Regions from separate parts of the Homo sapiens genome. Here region 1 is linked to region 2. A link is a loop called in an ENCODE intact Hi-C map of the cell type or tissue named here. Cell type or tissue: dorsolateral prefrontal cortex. All regions are shown on one strand. Links, peaks and the distances in the headings refer to the core of each region. The heading gives the core; the rest is flanking DNA.

Region 1 (10,672 bases), core at 1,384-9,383, 120 kb before region 2:
TCCTGCCTACATTCTGCTGTCACTATGATCATTCTAGGATGAAAATCATGACACACTAATCCTTTGCTTAAAACCCTGGTCTCTTTACATTCGCTCTCAAGTTGAAGCACATGAAATTGCTAGTATTGAACAGGTTTGGAGCTATAAAAACAGCAATTTTATAATGCAACTGCTGAAAACTTATATCAGGAGACCTTGGGCTGTGAGTAACAATACCCAAGTAAAAACGGCTTGAAAATGAAAACATTAATTAATACTTCTCCTTCAAACTTGTGCTTCATAATCTCCCTTTTCAAGACTGTCATCTCATTTGTCCCTCTCCTGGACACAATGAATCATTAAATACACTACTTAGCAAAGCACTTATTATTAAATTTGTTAGTCAACATATCATAACATTTATTTTTCTTCCTCTCATAATCGCCTCAAGTTCTTTGAGGGCAAGAATCATGTTTGATTCATCTGCATATTTCCAGAGCCCTGCACAGTGCCTGGAACAAAGTGGGCACTACATATTTGTAGATTAAGTGAATGCATGAATGGCAGAATGGATGAATATATAATTGAGTAAATAAGATGGGGTCAGATTTTATACCATAATTATATGGGTGTCATATAAATGTCTCCATTATTTGCTGTACACCATGGGTTGCAGATTGGAGGTTTTCAGCACAACACATTCTTTTCCCAGTGCTTCAATGAAGTTGTTTCCAAAACAATGTCTTATTTTTCAGTCTGACAATATAAGTACAAATTAATATCAATATCATGATATAATTGTGCTACTTGCCATCTAGAGGCAATCAATGAAACTTAGGAGCCCTCAGAAACTATTATCCTTCTCCTATCTATCTCATATAAATATTGTAACCATCTATTAATAAAATAATGCTGTTTAAAGTAACTTAGATTTTTTTTAGTGCTTAAGTTTAGCAAAATATTTGCTAATGTTTTTAGAAGGTACTTTTGAAATTGGTAATATTCCCTGCAATATTTGTATAAAATGAGACTTGTTTAATTGAAAAGAAGCTTATCGGTCAGGCGTGGTGGCTCACGCCTGTAATCCCAGCACTTTGGGAGGCCGAGGTGGGCGGATCATCGGAGGACAGGAGTTCGAGACCAGCCTGGCCAACATAGTGAAACCCTGTCTCTACTGAAAATACAAAAATTAACCAGGTGTGGTGGCCACACTTATAATCCCAGCTACTCGGGAGGCTGAGGCAGGAGAACACTTGAACCCAGGAGGCAGAGGTTGCAGTGAGCCGAGACCGTGCCATTGCACTCCAGCCTGGGGGACAAGAGAAAACTCTGTCTAAAAAAAAAAGAAAGGAAGAAAGATTTATTATTAGCACATCTTAACTTTATATTGAAAGCCTTATGTGATAGAGTAAAAAGTAATGAACTGGATTCTGAGAGTATAGATTAAGTATCAAATGAAATAACTTTGTAGATTATCAACTTTATTGAGGTCATAAGGTTATATATTTATGTGCTTTCCATAAAATGTTTTACAGTACATGCCAAATGATCTGTTGTTTCTTCAGATTAATGGAATAATGTGCTTGTCAAAATCTTTATTCTTAGCATCGCATAAAACGCGTAGATTAGCAAGAGGTTTTGCTAGGGTTCTTAAAGTTTGGACTCAAAAAAAAAGACCTCTATTCAGAATTTCATATAATAGAGTAAATTTATGATTCTTAAAATAAATTACCATTTCTAACACTTAGAGAAGTACAGTGGAGTCAGAGGTGTCTGGCCTTACTTATTAATTCCACCTCTCTACTCCTTTTTCAAGCTTCATTTTTTTTTCTCCAGTTGAGTATCTTGCAGAGGTAAGTGCTGAAAAGAATATAACCAAGTCTTGCGTTATGTAACAGAACACACAGTTAGAGATTTTGTGTGGGCTACAAAAAAAAAATACATCTGAGAGTGCAGAAAGTTAGCGTTAGCATGAACAGTACATGCCAAGGTATTTATTAGAAAGGAAGGACATTTGTGTGTGTATGCACATGTGCACCATTATAAACAAAGGTACCAACCTGCAATTTCATTATAAAAGATAGCTCAACAAATAAGAACCATATTTTCATCTCTTATGAACGATTTTGTTTTCAGAAACTTTAGGCAAATTCAGAACTATAAAACATATGGCAAATTAGAGGAGCCACTCTTTAGTTTCGGGAGGTCTCTCCTGCTGGAGTGACTCAGCGGTTCAAGAAGCATCCATGGGAGGAGAAAGATCCAAAACCATTTGCTGGTATTACACAAATTAGCAATTTCACAAAACATCACCACTGTTCAGATCAGGAGTCAGGAGAAATAATGTTAAGCCAGAAGAAGGAAGGATTAGAATGTGTCCTGAATTCAAAGTCAAGAGAATATGGGAATTCAACTGCACAGTCAAGACTAAGGCATCTAGATATATCATATATTATAGAATATATGAATCTAGAAAGTGGACTTGAGACAAACACAAGGGAAATGGACATGTGGAACACACTGGAGTCCCTTAGAGTAAGTCTGAAGTCATGTCTACATTTGGATTGTCAAAATCCAGTTATAGAAACATAACTATAGGCAGCAGAGCAGGTAATGAAATTCATTCATAGAGAGCCTGAGAGTGAATGTTAGAAGCAGCTCAGCCACAGGTTGGCTTTGATGGAAAGTGATCTTGACAGCTAGGGTCCCTTTTATCCCCCCATCTCTAGCTAGAATTAGTCTCAGTGTGGCCTCCTGCAGAGTCTACAGGCAGGAGAACCAGAAGAATGCAGGGGCTAGTACTGTTAGTTACTCTCCTGCCCCAGTCAGAATGTCTGGCTGCCATTCTCCTTCATCCCTTTCCCTCTTCTTTTTCCCCCACCCTACAACACCCTCTTCTGGGTTTCTCCCTACAACTCTGTGAGAGTGCTCCTAGAATTCTCATGAATGGTTAGGGAATTTTCTTCTCTCCTGGACAAAGACATGTTAACACCATTCATCAATCAGCAATCTGTCTGTACACATGTACACCTCTAAATGACTCTTAACTAGTTGATTCCCATGCCTCTTGCTTTCCAGGTAATCTGCCATTTTTCTTTTTCCTCCACAAGTATTCTTAATGTGAATTCTATGAACACATAGAATTCAGATGATCTTTGAGTCTCTTGAGATTACAATTAAAATTTTGGATGTACTTCTGAATGTGAACTTTTCTGAAAATAGAGTTTATGAATTTCATTGCATTTTCAGTGGGGCTGGTGATATAAAATGATTAAGAGCCATTAATTTATGACATTTATTTTATTCATTGGCTTCCTGCCATTTCCTTTCTAGTATGACAATAGGGCCACTACCACAATCACTAATGGAATTTGTACAGCACTTTATAAGTTATGATATTCTTTAAAATACTCTTTTGTGTTCATAAACCCATTTGATGTTCATGACTTTCCTGAGAAAGGTCAGGTCTTTTTTTTTTTTGAGACGGAATCTTACTCTGTCCCCCAGGCTGGAGTGCAGTGGTGTGATCTCAGCTCACTACAACCTCCACCTCCTGGGTCCAAGTGATTTTCCCGCCTCATCCTCCTGAGTAGCTGGGATTACAGGCACCCGCCATCATGCCTGGCTAATTTTTGTATCTTTGTAGAGATGGGGTTTCATCATGTTGGCCAGGCTGGTCTTGAACTCCTGACCTCAGGTGATCCACCTGCCTCGGCCTCCCAAATTGCTGGAATTACAGGCGTGAGCCACCATGCCCGTCCCAGGTCTTGTTATATCCACTTACAGATAAGGAAAATCAGACTTAGAGATTAAGAACCATCTAGGTAAGTATATGGCAGAGCTGGGACCAGAACTCAAGTATCTTAACTCTTGGTCTGTAAGCAAAGAGCTCTTTGCATGGCCAAGGTGTTTAATAACTATTTAGGACTTTTCCGTCTTCAGGCTGCATTTATTTTTCCTCTTTAGTACTATCTTTGATCCTGGAGACTAAGGTACGTGTACAATTTGTCCAGATTTTCCCTATTTTCAAATGAGGTACTGTGACACAATGTGATTTTTTTTCCCTAGGGCCTTGAATCTCCTTCAGTATATTTAGAAGCAAAATGATTCACAGATTTAAAACACAGACAGGAAGTCAGTAACTCAAAGAACTAAATGTGTCTCTGGTTTAGATTTGCTGAGTGACCTTAAACAAAACACTTAACCTTTCTTTCTCAATTAATCTGTGAAATGGAGTTAAACCATTTTCTCATACCACTAAAACAACAGTTAATAACTCATTGAACACTTAGAAATTTACACATGCCACATACATAAACATGTTTCTGATGTTATTTTGAGTAGGTAAGTGTTTCCTATGTGAAATCATTAAAAAACTTCACAAGATTGAATGTGTAATTCATTTTCTGATTAGACTGTTTATTTTAAAAATCAATTTTTTTCTGCATTTTTGGTTGATTATTTTTCCCACTAAATTTACTGTCTCATCAAAGCAGCGTTTGTTCATTTGTAGAATCATTTAGCGTGTATTGGACTATGGGGACCTGAGATGGAACTTTTCCCATTTAAGAAAATAGCCACTCTGTGTTTAGGTTCCTGTAGGGGACACTTTAGGAGAGTGATGTTGTTATATCATGCCTACAAATACCTCATCTGGGTCTGTAGTCTCTGATATATCTGCTCATTCAAGATAGTGGCACTTAGCAATTCAACCAGATGTAAGTTGGCTAATAAACAAAGCCAGTATTCTCTAGGGGCTTGAACAACACTTCCTGTGTTTGACTCTGGTTGCCCTGAAGTTGTTTTAAGTCCAGCACTGCTGGTGACGTTTCCCCTTGTGCACTGAACAGCTCATGCCGTGTCAAAGGGCGTTGACCTTTTCACTCTTAGAACAAAAAGACTGGAAACAAATTATGCTCTGAGAATTGGTCAAAGGATAACAACAACAACAAAAAAGTGCCTGACCCCCAAAACAAGTGATGAACACAAATTCTAAGCTTTAGAGTATTATCATTAAGAGTATTGTCTCTTTAACCAACTTTTCTTTAAAGTGTAATATGAGCATTTGCTTCAATTTACTCTGAAACCACCCACCCCCCAACCCCCCTTGGCTCCTTTTGCAGAACACAATGAACCAACTACTGTTGTCCCTACTCCCCCTATCCAGCTGAATCTGTTCCAGTTTACGAGCTGTCCACCATGGAGCTAAGTCTTCCAAACAGAATGACTCATCTGCAAGTTTTGCTCGTGGCTTCTGAGAGTATATTTAGTGTGAAGAACTGGAGGATGCAGCATATCCAAACACATGCTAGGCTACAGAATTTGAGTGGGAAAAAGAGGACAGGGCTAAAATAGAACTGTAATAAGCCAAAGAATTAGAGGCCTGGCTTAGCTTTTTCTGCTATGTAGCTTCAGCAACACCTACAGTTCCCCGCCAAGAATGGCACACCATATTAATGTAACGAAAATGAGGCTTCCCTGGTGGTTTCTTTTGGAAGGAAGAAAAACATACTTATGTAAAAAATAATCAAAAATAAAAATAAACCAGTGCTTCACTATTGTTCCAAGTTAATGGGAAAATAATTTATCCTTATATTAGTGAAATTAGGCAACACTTGCCCAGGAGCTACTTGTGCAGATAACTGGTGAGCTGAACAAACTTCTTAGGAAATTGTTTAGGTTGGTTCTTCATTATTAAACTCAAGCTGAATTTGACATAATTACAGGAACCACTCTCCTCTTCTTTCTCTCAGTCGTACTCTTGAACAAAAAGTTTTTGTGTTAATCGATTTGCCTTTTGATTTTATTGTTTAAATGTTCCATCAAAGACAATTATGGAAACCTAGGTATGATCTCACGTTTATATTGCTCAACAGTTCATCAGTGTTCTGACACTAAGTCAGCATTTGAAAGCAGTGATCACAAAAGCTAACAATCAGGGGTTCATGTCCCAGCACACGCCACGGAGCGACCAAAGTAGCTTTCTTTGGCTTGAACTAACACTCCCCTCACAGACTTCAACCCAACTCTCCTCTTTTTTCCTTCCTTTATGGCTCTGTGCTTACTTGTCTTTCTTCCTTTCTGTAGCTGTCGCTGTATTTCTCCTATTTACTTGTCTTTTTTCCCTTTTTTCTTCTATCTTTTCATTTTGTTGCTTCTCTCTTCTGTTCCTCCCTTCATCTGTTTTTCTTAGCTGACTATGACAGTGAACTAAATATTATATTTAAATAACTGTTGTAAATCTCTGCAGAAAGGTTCAATTTTTTTCTCTTTAATAATCTATTATCAATAGTCAAAGTTTTGTATTTCTCTCATAAAAAATACATCATTTTTTTAATGAAGCCTTGATTTCCTTTTTGTTTCCCAGTAGCTCTTGATAGAAAAAGCAAAAAATTTCCTTAATCCTAAATCCAAAATGGATTTTCAGAGTAGAGCAGTTCAAGTTGCCCCCTCTCCCCCGCAAAACAGGGAAGACTTGTTTCTAGCCAGTTGCTTTCAAAATGATTTTCTTTTATTACCCCCAAACTCACTTATGCATAGCGATAGTCTTTGATTTACTTTAGGGAGAAAGCTAGTAGACACTAGTAAATTTAGTTGCAATTTCAGTCATACTTTTTAAATAACATATTTTATAAATATTATTTCAATTTTATATCTTTTTTATTTGTCACATTTCTAACTGTATTCAAGTGAAATCTTTACTGTAGTCTAGAAGTATATTGCAACAAATCTGTCTGATAATCAAATAAACATAAAAGAGAAGTCAAATAACCTCCTTTTTTTGACCAATCAACTAAAAAAGATGAAAAAAAATTGTAACCCCCAATGCTTGCAATGGTTCTATGAAATTCAGAGTTCAGCTTATACATTGCTGGCAGGAGTGCAACTGGTTCTCTCTCTCTCTCTCTTTCATATATATATATATATACACATAATTGCAGGAACCACTTTTCAATTTTCAGTTACATACATATACACATATATAAAATACATATTATATATACACACATAAATACACAAAATACATATGCTGTATGAATACATATACATTTCTTTGTAAAAACACATGTAAGTATGTATTTTGAGCTAATAATTCCATTTTTAGAAACTTAAAGCAACAATTTTAAATTTGAGGGTAGGCATTATGATGCTTTTCAGAGATTTATTTATAGTTTTTTTTAAAGAGGCAAGCAAATGCTTAATTGTAGGAGAATTACTAAGTAAACTTTCAGTGTTTACTAATTGTACTCAACAGCATTTAATTCAGACATTAAAATAATGGTTTTGAAAAAGATGTAGTAACATGGGGATATGCTTTTGATGTGATGTCACAATTGTGTAATAAAGAAACATCGATGTACAGGAAAAAAAAACCTTGAAGGAAAACACAAAACCGTCCAAAATATTTGTATGAATATTAAAATTGTTTTTTAAAAAAGGTTTTTGTATAGTCAAATTTTTACAAATGCACATGCATAACTTTTAAAAACTCATATGAAGATCTATACCAGTCACCATCCTCAGCTCCTCCAGTAAAACTTAATTGTCGTTATTTTTCAGAATGTTACGCTCTTAAAAATTTGGAGAAACATTGTACCAAAATTCTGCACACTTTAAAAATGTTGAAAGGTTATATATTTCTAAATTGCTTTGAACCCTAAGGGAAAAATTGTATTTGAACATGTCACATCCCTTGATGACCATTATTTGCATTGTAAAATGTTGCTCCCCGGTTCTAGCAAGTAACAAAACAGTGTCTTCCAGATGTATTAAAAAAATTTTAAATCCAATTATTGTAGTCTCATTCATACAAAAAATAAAGGAAATATAGGGAGATATTTTATGGAGTTTGATACCAGCATAAGGAAAGGAAAAAAATGAAATAAAAACCGTTCTTATTGTTATTACAAAACAATTTTATTTCTAGAAATTTTACTTTACTTTTCTCCTAATATTTAATATCTGAGGCTTACACATAACACAGACAAAATACATACCTGTACAATTGTGATTATGAGTGTTGTGTTAACAACTACTGCTATTCTATCAAAACTGTGAACAGAGAATGGGTATTAATTAATGGGAGACATTAACAGGCGGGAAAAGTTGAGGGAGTATTCAATAAGCTGTCAAAACAGGAGCTAAATTCTATAGAACGGGTGTTCACATATCTGACAAAAATCGATCCTGAAACTTTGCTTTTCCATTTTTGCTTAGAAAACAACACTACCCAGACTCTCACCTACTCATCTTTCAATTGTTCAGAATAATGGTGTTTATGGCATGAAAATCAAATTCTTTTTAGTACTTTAGAGATCAACAAAGCCACTGTGAATTGTGACACAAAAGGGATACACAGGTGTGTATTTAGAGCTGTACTTGAAACTGTCTTATTTTACCCTGTAGGATTAAAGATCTCAGAAAGATAGAGCGTGGTTTGGGAAATAAATTGTGTCAAATATTATAGTTAAATATAGGCCATAGAAATCTCCAGAAAATAAGTCAGCTTTTAGACTGTAATTTCAAATATGTAAATTCTATTTTAATGTGTTTATTTTAAATTCCTGTGGGAAAAACAGATTGCATAGTGACATGTAAACCCTAAATAAAATCTCTGAGGTCAGTAACTTAGTCTTAAATATTTTTCAGTGAACATTGTGAGGGATTACTTTGAAGAAAAGCAAAAAATCTGATAGACAAACACACTGATTTTCTAAACTCCTTACCTCACAATGGAAATACCACCAAAGGTGAAGCCCATATTTCTACAAATTGAGCATATAACACAGCGCTATTGTTATTGCTGGCAAGAGCCCGTAAAGTTCTAGGATTTGATAGGCACTTAAAGGCACATGCTTCACAAATATTCTTCCACATTCCCTTGACTCCTTACCTGAAGTTCTAACATTAGTTACTTCTTTCTGTTGAGAAGCACTGGCAATCCTTCGTGAAATACTTGTCAAAATACTAGAACAACAGGCTATAATAGTAAATTACAAAAGAGGAAATACAAATGAACAGTAAACATATGAAAAGATGCTTTGTCTCACTAATAATTGTCACTCACACATTTTTTTCCATTTTTTTATTGCGGTAAAATACATATAACATAAAATTTATGATGTTATGTTAACCATTTGTAAGTATATAATTCAATGGTATTAAATACATTTGTAATGTTGTGCAAACATCACCATCATCTCTCTTCATAATTCTTTTTCATCTTGTAAAATGAAACTCAATACCCATTAACAACTTCTATTCCCTCCTTCCTCTAGTCCCTGCTATTCTACTTTCTATCTCTATGATTTTAACTACTCTAAGTGCCTCATAGTAGAATCATACAGTGTTTGTCTGCTTGTAACTGGCTTATTTCACTTGGTGTAATGTCCTTAAGGTTCACTTATGTTGTAGCATAGGTCAGAACTTCCTTCCTTTTTAAGGCTGAATAATATTCCTTCCCATGTATGTACCACATTTTGTTTATCTATTCATCCATTGATGCATATTTGGGTAGCTTCCACGTTTTAGCCATTGTGAATAAAGCTGCTATACACATGGGTGCACAAATATCTCTTCAACATTTTGTTTTCAATTCTTTTAGGTATATACCCAGAAGTGGAATTGCTGAATCATGTGATAATTCCATTTTTTTTATTTTTTAAGGAACCACCATACTGTCTTCCACAATGGCTATTCCATTTTACAATCCCATGAATAGTGGCCCAAGGGTTCCATAGTAACATATTTTTAGCCAAAACATCATTGTGACAATATTTCCAATAATGAAAAATTGAATACAGTAATTTATTCATAACATATTGAAGTATGTTATGTTCATATTATGAACTACTCTGCTGCTACTGGAATGAGACTTAGGTTATATTTATTGACATGGAAAAGTATCCGTACCATATATAATTGAGTTAATAAAATCAGATTACATAAGAGTTTATGTAAAATTATGCCGTTTCTGTAGAATTGTATACTCATGTTTATAAATGCATATTAATGTATATGTGACTAGTTATCTATGGATAACTGGTAATTTGTTACTTTCTTTTTTGTGTTTTCTATATTGTTCAATTTTTTAAAATGTCTCTAGATCATTTTACCCAAAAAGCTATAAAAATAATGTATACCATTCATTATTATCTTAACATGTTTTTTAATCTCTTAGCTGTTAATTCTCCTAGATGGACCTAGTTAAAGGTCAGCTGATCATTTTAGTATTCACTGATGGCCTACGATGTGTCATTACACTAGTAGGTCCTTAGATAAAAGAAGGAGTAGGACATAGTCTGTGCCCACTTTCCAGGTGCCGTGGTTTAGTGGATCACATATACTTACAAACAAATCATTATAAATCCATTGGATGAATAAAACAATAAAAATAAAAAGAACAAAAAGGACATTGGAGAGATAACAATAACCTACAACTGTAAGGTAGAAATTGGAGGTCAAGAAAAATTTAAACAGAGGAACAGAGGATGTAATGCCTGGGCAAGGTTTTTTGTTTTTGTTTTTGTTTTGTTTGTTTTTATTTTAGTGACAAGGTCTCACACTGTTGGCCAGGCTAGAGTGCAGTGGTGACCACACCTAACTAATTTTTATTTTATTTCACTTGTTGTAGAGTCAGGGTCTCACTATGTTGCCCAAGCATGTTTCAGACTCCTGGGTTCATGTAATCCTC
Region 2 (10,672 bases), core at 1,651-9,650:
GTTTCTTTGCTTTCACCTGCTGGGACCCATTTGGTCTCTTTCAAAGAGAATGCAATGACAAAATGAATGAGAAATGCTAGAATAAGAGTCCCTTATTCTACCCAATAGTATAATCAATGGGTACTTGTAATCCCTATTGTACCTCACAGAGGTAGTTGTAAGACAATTAAATCTCGCTTCTCAGGCAAATGATTTTGGTAGTTAACCTGAAACAGCCAACAATATTGAAGAGAATGAATGCATTTGAAGCAATGATGTAATGGGGTACTGCTTGGCCAGAAAAGCATGCATGTGTATTGATGTGCATATCTATATGTGTATGTTTATTTCAATACTCTATGTCCACAGTTTTCATGATTCATAGGTCCTTTGATATTACGTGGGTAAGTGGCAAGGATTTTAAACAATTTCATAATCTGCCCTTTTAATTTATATTTTAAAAGAACACAAAAATATTCTTATTTTTGCAGAATTATATACTCTAAACTGTAGTTTCATAAACAGAAAACATTTACATAGTTAACATCAGTTTGATGTGACAACCAATTTAGTTTTAATTTCATTTGCATCGGCTAAATTCAATTTCGCTTTCCCTCCTTACTGAATTGCTTGAATGTCAAAAGGAAGCTTGTAGTCTTTCGAAGAGATACTCATTTCAGCCTGCATTATTTGTTCACCTTCAGTTGTGTGGACTTCCTATTTTATTTCAAGTATAGTCTATCAGGATTCTCATGGTTTGTCCTTTTTAAGAAGGAATAAAAATGTGCCAAGTGACAAAATTGTGTAGCGCACACAAATTCTAAAAGATTCATGGAAAAAAAATTATACATTTGTTAGGAAGTCTTGTACTTATTGATAAATATTAAATACAAAATAAACGGAGCAAAGAGATTGCTGTATCAGAAACATAACATAAACATGCATTTTAGTTCAGAATAATTTAAAATTTTAATTGTTTAATAATTTGAAAATTAAAGGGCCCTGCCTTTAGTATAATTTAAATATACCTTTAATTTCTCATATCTCATTTATGTTGAAAATATCCATTTTCCTTTGCCAAAATTCTCTAAGAAGCCTCAGTTAATTATTATTTATATTTAGTCCAAGCTTTATTCCTGAGGCAAAATCCTACATTTAATTACACACACAAACATGTAATAAACATACTTTTATCTCTGGAGGTACACATTTTCTTCTCCACCTAAGGGGATTCTAATAAAGAGCTATTGATTTGGGAGATCTGTACTCCAAAAATACATTGACCCAAACATACAGATATCACAGATGTATGCTGTGCACAAAGTGTGTATGTCTTTTCATTAAGTTATGCAGACATGTAGCTTCCTTATATGTAAATAAAATCGCTCTCCATTGATGCTTGTACACCTAATTCTCTCAATTATCCTTAAATATTGAAAAGCAACTTTCAGGGAACTAGGCATGTTGCCCTATATGACTTCCAAGGCAGAAATATTGGTATCGGAATTCTACATACTTGTAGATTATTTTTTAAACCTGTTATTTTTCTATGTTTAGATCATAGAGGAATAGAAAAATCCCTTAGAAAAATAAATTGACCTAAAAAAAGATGTGTTTGCTCCGAATGCTGAGTTTAGTGAAGAGTGATGCACCTGACTCCTCTGGATACTTCCAAATGAGTCTGGCTAATTGGGGTAACCTAAGCCAATGGCCATTTGAAAGACTCGAGGTCAGGTGTTTTATTGCTGGGATAGTATTCAAAAAAATGACTGTCAGGGGTGAACGAAGAATTATGTCAAGAGCATTCAGCATTACTGCCACTAAAAAGAGAGGAGGGGAAAAACATTGTGAAGAAAAACATGTCATTTTCTAAATGAGCTAGGGGAGGAGGATAGGGCAATAATGTGGCCTTCAGCTGTTGGTTTATTAGGTTTCCATTCCCATGATCCACATCTGCGTTAGGCAGAAATAGTTTTACTTTTAATACAATTGCACTCTACTACTTTGCTTTCTTATGGAGTAAAAAATAGCTGTGAAAAACGTGCAAATGAGGTTTGTTCTGTGTGGCTGTTGTTTCCCTATCTCCTATGCTATTTTCCTGGTTCTATAGCAAATCTTAGCATTGTTGTCTGATTTGCCATGGAACAGTGAACATTGCTTTTCCTAGCCAAATCATCCAGTGTTAAATGCTATGTGATACAGATCAATAGGGCATCTACAGCTGTACAAAAAGGGCAATGTTGTTTCTATTAACAATTTTGAAAGAGAGTGTGGCCTAGTGGTTAAAGGATTAAATAGGTTGTTGAGGTTTTTGATGTCTTGAATTCTAATTCTACCTAAGCCTTTGGATTCCTGATGAAGTTGTTAGCAGATTTTTTTCATTTTGATCTGCACCAATATACTCATGGGTTATATACTTGGGGATATTATTATTGTGTGATCATTCAATAAATAATAAAAATCTGGAGGACTGATGAAGATTGGAAAAACATCTTGATGACTTCAAAAAAAATGTTGCTTTAAATATTCAATCAGATTAATTACTAATGTTATTTTTCACATAATGGTTTTGTGTTTCAGGCTGTTCCTCCATCTCGCCTGAGCCCATTTAGCAAACTGGGGTAAGGGCTTGTATTGGTTCTAGTTATCTGGATTTTCCTTAAGGAACAGGATACGTTTTGTTTCCTGTAAAGACATAACTTGTCAGTGGCATTTTAATGAACTGTAATGTAGAAAAAGTGGTTGGCTTTTTGGTGCCATTGCCAACCCCAGGTGCAAATGGTTGTTTTTGAGGATTAGCAATATACATCCCTCTTTATTTCATTTTGGGGCAGAGGCCTGTATGAGTCTGTGTGTGTGTGGTTATGTGTGCACATATGTCTATGTGAGAGAAAGAGAGAAAGAAACCGAGACAGAAGAGTTTATAGAATTGTATGTTGCTGTGGTTAACTAAAGCTAACCTTTGAAAGTAGTATAGGCCCTCCTATCGTATTTCCTGCAGAATCAGATTTCTGGATTCCAGATGATCTGAATTCTGTCTTCCTTCCTCCTTTTCCCTCTGTCTGTCTCTGTTTCTCTGTCTCTGTCTCACTTTTCTCTGTTTCTCTTTCTCTATTTCATTCTTTCTCATTCTCCCCCATCCCCAGTTCATTTCAGAAGAATGTTACATGTTTATAAACAATTCACTCAAGCAGCAAAGAGAAGAGAAGGAGGAAAGAGACATATTATTCTTGGAACAAAGACACATATTATCTTTAGTGTAATCAAATAATAGAAGTCCAACATTAATTATATTCAAATATCTGCCATTTGGTTTTAGTGCACTTTATTTTATTTTACTTTTTTATTTTATGTGTTTAATCTTGTACTCCATAAAAGTGGGAATGCAGCCCTTTGTAACTGGAGACTGGTGGAAAACTAAGCGTTCTGAGGCTGATGAGACTGCACATGGAAATGGAGATTGTGGCTATCACTTTGGTCTTATTGGTGACCCAGCCTTGGTCACAGATTAAATACTTAGGGCAGTGCATTGTGGGAAGACATTTGTGAAAACACTTGGAAAACTAGAATTAATATACTATGTTGATAAAGTTTTCTTGATTTTTGGAATAGTTGACTTAAGTTTGTGTGAAGGAATTAAATGAAATAGTCAACAATCAAGTATAATGTCTTCCCCAAATCAATGGGGGATTTAAAAAAACCATTTCTTCTATATTACTCATATTAAAGAGATATTAATTTCAGTCACATTAAGATGTTATATGCTTTCTCTGGCTTTCTTTAAAACCTCCTTATTTTCCTAATTTGTTCCAACAAGATTTTTATTTTAAAAGATGTAATTCAAACATGATATTCTGGTCTACAAAAGGGTAATTTTGCAGTTTTTAAAAGAAAGTACACTTATTTTATTAACAGTTTCCAAATTATTGGTGGGTCTCTTTTTAGTTTTTCTTAAAAATATACAATGACTTTGTAGAATCTTCACTACAGCATGAAACAAAAAATTTCTAGGTGAGAAAAACTTAAGAGCTTATTTCTGTATAATCACAACTCTGCTATTTAATGTTATTTATTATCACAGGGATCAATACTTAATTAGCTTAATGCTTAAATATTCAGCTATTTGAACATTTAATTATTAAATTATTTGATATTCAATTAACCTGGACAAATAAGCCAATCAATATTAAAAGACTTTCTCCGAACAACAAAATAAAACAAACGTTTTGTTATTTAAGTGAGATTCTGATCAATAGATTTTCTTTTATATTTTATGAATTCCGACATTACAGAGAACTAATTGACAAATGAGAATACAATGCATTACTAATAATTTCAAATACTAGTTACATCTGCTTGGTGTGACTCCAAATATAATTTGAATTTGAATTTTTCTGCTTCGCCTACTGCATCTACAAAAGCATTTACAACATTTTCTATTCTTTTTTCTCTGGTTGTTTGCATCTCTGGTTGTGTCGCAAATTTTATCAAACTCTTTGGACATACAAATACAAAAAGAACCAAAAAAGATTAGTCTATTTCACTTCTGCCCTATCACTTCTCTGCCATGAACACTTGAAAGTGTCCTGTTTACTCATTTTATGGAGTTCAGTCATTTATTCACATGGAAGTGCAAATTTAAAAAAAAATAAGTTTTAAAAAGGGTTTTTATTGAAATATTTCATTATAATCCGTTATGGAGGCAATACTCCTCTCAGCATCAGTGAGAAGCTATTGGTTTTCTGCAAGTGATCAAACAGAACTGAGTGGGCAGCTTTAGAGCACATATATACACTCCCTGGTGGATTTTCAAGCACAAAGTAACTTAATGTCCCACTGATGTTAAGCAGTCAGTTGTCACGAAAAAGCTTAGTGGCCGTTCACAACCAGCTAAAATTATATTTCTAGCAATTGTTTTAGATCTGTATATAGAATAATTGACTTCAAAATGATTAAAGTATTTGTCTTGTTTTACATTCCTTATGATCAATTGACTAACCTGTTACTATGAATTACATAGAATGTCTAAGAGGAAAAAAAATCAGCTGTGCACACATGGAGCTCCTATTTCAAGATATCTTTATCTATCTGTCTGCTTTATAGCAACACGTTGTATAATAATAGTCATGGATTTAGGGAGCTTATATCCAAAGTGAAGATTTTCATGATATCAAAGATTAGAACCAATTCAAACATAATCCAAATGACTCATTTCATCTATTAATATGACAAATTAACATGTTCTTATAAACCAGAACTACACAGGGTAAAAACAAAAATGTAACACTATGAAGCAAGTTTTGCCAAGTTGCCCATTTGTTCTCCAATATTTGCATTTTAAAGAGGTATAACTACATTATTGAATTCTTATTTTGACAAATATTTTAGTTGAATGCCCTCATAAAATCTCCGGTTTTCATAAATTCATGGATATTAGGGCTAAAAGTGTACATTAAAAATGATACATCTTGCTCTGAGACACTATACAGGAAAAAAATAACTTTTCAGAGGTGGATAAAAACTGAAAAAAAATGCTTTTAAAAATCTTTCAGTTTTTGAACTGGTATGATATTATACCAAAACTGTAAAACCCATTATACGTATAAACATAACTATATCAGTAGCATATGAAGTAAATTATGCACTTCAGTTCGCCAATGTGTAATATCATTTTTGATCATATGTAAATTTGCTATAAGAGGTTTTAAAAGGAATCTTTAAAAATATACCCCAAACTACAACAGATTTGTCATTCATGCACTGCTGAGCATAGAGGCCTAATTTTACCTTTTTGCTATTATTTTAAATTAAGGCACTTATCTGAAAGATCAAAACAGCTTTTACATTGGACACTTTGTGAAGGGAGATAGTGATAATATCTGGAGGAATATGGTAATTAGTCCTGTTGTGGAGGCACAGAGAGATGCCTCATGCATGTATTGGGAATCTGCAAAGACCAAATATAAAAGTATATCTCAAAGTTGGGAGGGTAGATTAGAAGGTGCCTAGTGATCTGGCAGAAACATTAAATAAAGCAAAAAACATTGCATTTATAAAGCAAGAACAAAGACATTTCCTTTTGCTTTGCTGGTAAAGAATATTAAAAGAGGACAACCTCCTTTTTGACAGCAGTTTTAAATCCAGCTTTTCATATTACAGTCCTTAATGAGGGACCCCACAATATCAGATGAAGAAAAACAAAGAGAATTTTTGATGAAAAAAAAATCAGGAAAAAGAGAGGGGATGACTGAGAATATGCAAACTTTGTCTGCAGTTGTTTGAGCACAGGCATAATGCTGAAGGGACTTTTTCCCTATAACTACCTATTAAGGAAGGCTGCATAACAAATAGCAGACTATCCCCTAAAGAGCTGAAAGGTAAAGTTCTCAGGAAGCCCCAGTAAATACTGAAATGATTTTTACTATTCCAAATTTAATTCGACATTTTCTTAGTGTGTGTATGGGGAGGGCGGAATACCCCCTTTGTGTCCTAAAAAGTGTCATGCAACACAGAAAGATCTCTCTGAAAGAAAACGCGTCTTACTTGACTAAACACTGAGCTCTCAGCGTGAAGAGAATAAACGCCTCAATGTTACACGCGGCCGTGTGGCAGAGCAGGTCCAATGCAGTGCTCTCACGCCATCTAGCGGCTTTGTGAGAAGTCTCTCTTCTGTGATCTCAGTGAGCCACTCCTGTTTGTATTTAAGTAGTGCCTATAATGCAAATGGAAGTGCAAATAGAAGAGAGAAATTGCCATAATTATTCAGAGAATTTGGACACAAAGTAGTTATTTTGCTTGAAAAATATAATTTTTCAGGATGAAATATTCCAGCAGTTTAAATACCCTGGCTTAAAATTTTTGGTGCCATTTTGGTTTAAGCGGAAGTGGTTTCAGAACTAGGGCCCTTCCTTTCACTTTTGTCTAATTATCTGCTACATCTCTTTCCTTTCTTCTTCTCTACTTTCCTTTATTTTCACATCATACTTTTCTTTAAAATTTCTGTTTTGATTTCAAATTTCTCAACGGCTTGAAGCTTTTTTTTTTTTTTTGCTTGTATTCATCAGGCTTTTATTTTAATAAAATGCCCCCTTTGGCATTCTAATTTGAGACAATAATAGGTAATAAAATCAAAGAACCAACTTTCTGCTTCTTGGAAACACCCAAAATAGTGCTATCCTCAGATACTCTTCCCCTACCAACCCTCAGATGTGCTGCCCTGCAAGCAGCACTTGGAATGTCAAATTGCAAAGATACTGTTTACAAGCTATTTTAGCCACTCTCAGAAATACAAGTTTCCACTGTCATCTTTGCAAAATGGCATTATACACACTATTTATATGAATAGAAAGTGTGCTTGAACTTTGCTTAATGAATCAATCTTCAACTAGTGTAAAGTCTACTTAACCAAAATGACGTTTCATTCTTTTCCTATTTGAGAGTTATTTCATAGGCCTAGGCATTCTCCCTTTTGATACCATTGAGTCACACATTTTAATATTACATTTATTATATCTACAGATGGAAACTCTTATACTCTGAAAATATAGTTTCCTTTTTGGATAATGTGAAAAATTAAATTTACGGTGTTTTCATTGAGATACCTTTTAATGATACAAAGAAGCTAATTTCTATATTTGTATAACAAACATCTGCATAGTATTAGTCATGAACCAGGATTAAAGTTTCTAAATCACCAATAAAAGGGGCTGTTGGTGGGAAACTAATAGGAATTTTGAAGACCCCATGTATTTTATTGCGTTTGGGAATCAATAAGAAATACAAGTTGCGACTTTCTCTATACATGTGGTGTTCAAAGACTGATAAATATTTTAAATCAAACATCCTTACTTGAAGGGATTTAGTAAATTAATTTAGTACTTGTTGAAGAGGTGTGCACATTTAACCTTTCAAACATTATAAGTAATATACAAGTGGAAAATAATTTTGTTTTTTTGTTTATATTAAAAATTCACTTTCAAGGATTCAATTATGAACAAACAAAAATTCATAAAATCTGAATTTAACATTTCTCTGATAAGTATGATGTTATTTGCCTTTGCTGTGTTCTTTTTGAACATTTATATTTCATCATTTAATTTAGACTATGAGCAAATATTTTAAAGTAAGGATGCTTTTTAAAAAAATGCTGAATCAGAAAGAATGTTCTTTGATTTTTCTACTTTGTACTAATTTTAGTATAAATTTTCTTAAAGAGAGGTCAAGTCTGGGTTTTCGCCTTTCAAACAACCATAGGGAAAAATTCATGTTACACAAAATGCTCATTTTTTTTTCCAATTTTTTCTTGGAATGGCAATATGAAATCTTAAACAATAAATGTTTACAGATGATATCTATATATATTCTAGTAGATCAACTGGTTGGTGATTTTTTAAAACTGATATTTTAACTATAATTTTCTTATCTGAAGACATTATCTGGTAATTTTAAAACTGTACTTTTATTACATTTTCTAATAATTATTATATATGAAATTTGATTTTATTTTCAAATGTAAAAAGAAGCTACTTATAAAATTCTAAGTAATATTGGTCCAATTTTAATTGAAATCCAGCAGTGTTTCTACCAATTTTAATGTCAATATTATTGAGAACCACATACAGCAGTGTTCCTTAAAACAATATTCAGAAAAACTTTAGAAAGCTGGAAACTTCTTTGTTGAGTAGCATGATAGTGCTTTTCTGCATTTTTTCTAAATAGGTTCACATAGACAGAAAAATAGACTTCCAAACAGTTTAAAAAATATATCTGAGTAAAATGCTACTTTTCTGATAAATTCACTACAATTATACATATTCTTTGTTTCAAAGAAAAGGAAAAAAACCTCAGGGAGGTTTTATTTCATAGAAAAAGGCATGTAGGCATCACACATTGCTGTCTGAGGACAGTGCTGCGTTTTGATTAGAACAAGAAGCTATAATTGGAGTGATAATCTTTTACACTGTTTTTAATTGTAATCAGTGCAGATGTTTGTAGCTTTATGATTAAAAAATGGTGCTTTATGATATGTATAGTTGATTTTTTAGGCCACAGGCTGCTCAACTTGGCTTATCTGAAAACTTGAATTTGATAGTCAAAAGTACTGAAAAGTGAGAAATCCACAAGTATTAAAAAACAAGCATCTACCATTTTTGATGGACTAAAATTTGTATGTTTTAATCTTACTAAGCTTATGTAGATAATTTTTTGTATCCTTTCTTCATGAAGTGAAATAAAGAAGCTCCATCTATAAGACTAAAGGAAAATTTGAATTATGATAGAAAATAGCTTTGATAAAGAAAATATTAAAGTCTTCATAATTTAAGCATGATCTCTCCCAGGATAAGATAATTTGGCTCATTCTTTAGGTGTTAGAATGAAATGCAGATGAAAACAATTCTATATAAGCATTACATTTTGCATTTCTTTCATTGTGTCTATTTTTATCTTAAGTTTCCCTGGAGATATAGATGATAGATAGATAGATAGATAGATAGATAGATAGATAGATAGATAGATAGATAGATGATAGAGATATCTGAATTTTTCAGTTTTTATTCATAATGTTTTTAATGGAATTAATAGAATTAATTAACTTTGGCATTTATATTATATACCCGGGGGAGGGTCTTTCTGTATTTTCTGGAGGAACGATTTGCAGTCTCATAAACACAAATTAAGGGAGTCCTTTCCTCCCTTTTATGTGTAGGAGTATATTTGGTGTATGGACATCTCTTAATGAATGTCATTGGTCAGGTGCTCTCTACCTAATGCTGCACTTAAAGGCAGATATTCTGGATGTTAGATCCCTTTCTTTCACTTCTCTTGGGCTGTATTTCTCTTTTAGGTTACACAGCTAGGCTGCAGCAGTATCCCATTCTGTCTGCCTCTTAAATGAAACAGAGTGGAAAACCATGCCCCCACATAGAAGCATCTGCTTTATTAAAACAATACATGTGTTCAAGACTCAACAAGGCATTCTGAATCACAGTGAAGTTTAGAAATCAGCTGATTAATTTTCTGCAAGAATCCTTGGGGGAATTTCCTTTTTTTCTTTGTATCAAAAAACACATCGATTTAAACAGCAAACATCTGATTATAAGTGGTAGAAATGTGAGTATATATGTGTAACAGCTAAGACTAAACTTGTTAATGCCTAGAAATTTATGGTAAAGAAACTTAGGAAGTATTTTACTTCTTACAGTTTTAGACCCCAAATTCCTAACATAAGAATAATATCCTGTCTTCATTACAATAGCAATATAGAAATTGATTCATTGCTAGAGTGTTCACAAATTTTACAAAGGAACTGAAAATTATTATATGGCTAATACTGATCATTTAAATAATAATAGCTGCTACTCAAAGCCATCTGCCATAATTTGTATTTTTTATTGCTCATCTTTAGAATAATCTCACAAATTAGGAAGTATTTATATTGTACACATAAGGAAACTGAGACTAACAGAATTTGGATCACTTGCCCATGGTCACCAGCTATCAAATGGCAAAATAAATTCAAATCTATGTCTGCTTCATCTTACTACACATCATTCCTCCATGCCATGCTCATCACTAATGTGAGTCAGAAACTGTCCCATGTTCTTTATGCATATCACTTGATTATAAAGCCTGTTTCTTTTCCTATATGCTTCTTAAATTGAACAAAATTTGGATGTGTAAGTAACAGTATATT

What was found. A loop is a pair of places that touch in the nucleus more often than their neighbours do. Peaks named below come from ENCODE experiments on the same cell type or tissue, not always from the same donor. Only the 100,000 strongest peaks of a DNase experiment are listed, where the experiment ranks them.
Region 1: it touches region 2 in a loop (5-fold over the local background); 7 of 110 quality-filtered maps call a loop at or near these places.

The regions. Positions count from the first base shown.
Region 1 is chr5:87,894,039-87,904,710 of GRCh38, reverse strand. No RefSeq gene overlaps it. Among named protein-coding and RNA genes, the nearest start is that of LINC02144, 170 kb to the right of the region's middle. In dorsolateral prefrontal cortex, for the core only: CTCF peaks have their summits at 5,241 and 5,445; DNase peaks (open chromatin) are centred at 4,810, 5,150 and 5,380; H3K4me3 peaks cover 905 bases; H3K27ac peaks cover 5,882 bases.
Region 2 is chr5:87,777,269-87,787,940 of GRCh38, reverse strand. No RefSeq gene overlaps it. Among named protein-coding and RNA genes, the nearest start is that of LINC02144, 50 kb to the right of the region's middle. RefSeq lists enhancers at 1-107, 1-746, 108-854. In dorsolateral prefrontal cortex, for the core only: CTCF peaks have their summits at 6,413 and 6,624 (motif pointing left); a DNase peak (open chromatin) is centred at 6,600; H3K4me3 peaks cover 2,577 bases; H3K27ac peaks cover 6,744 bases.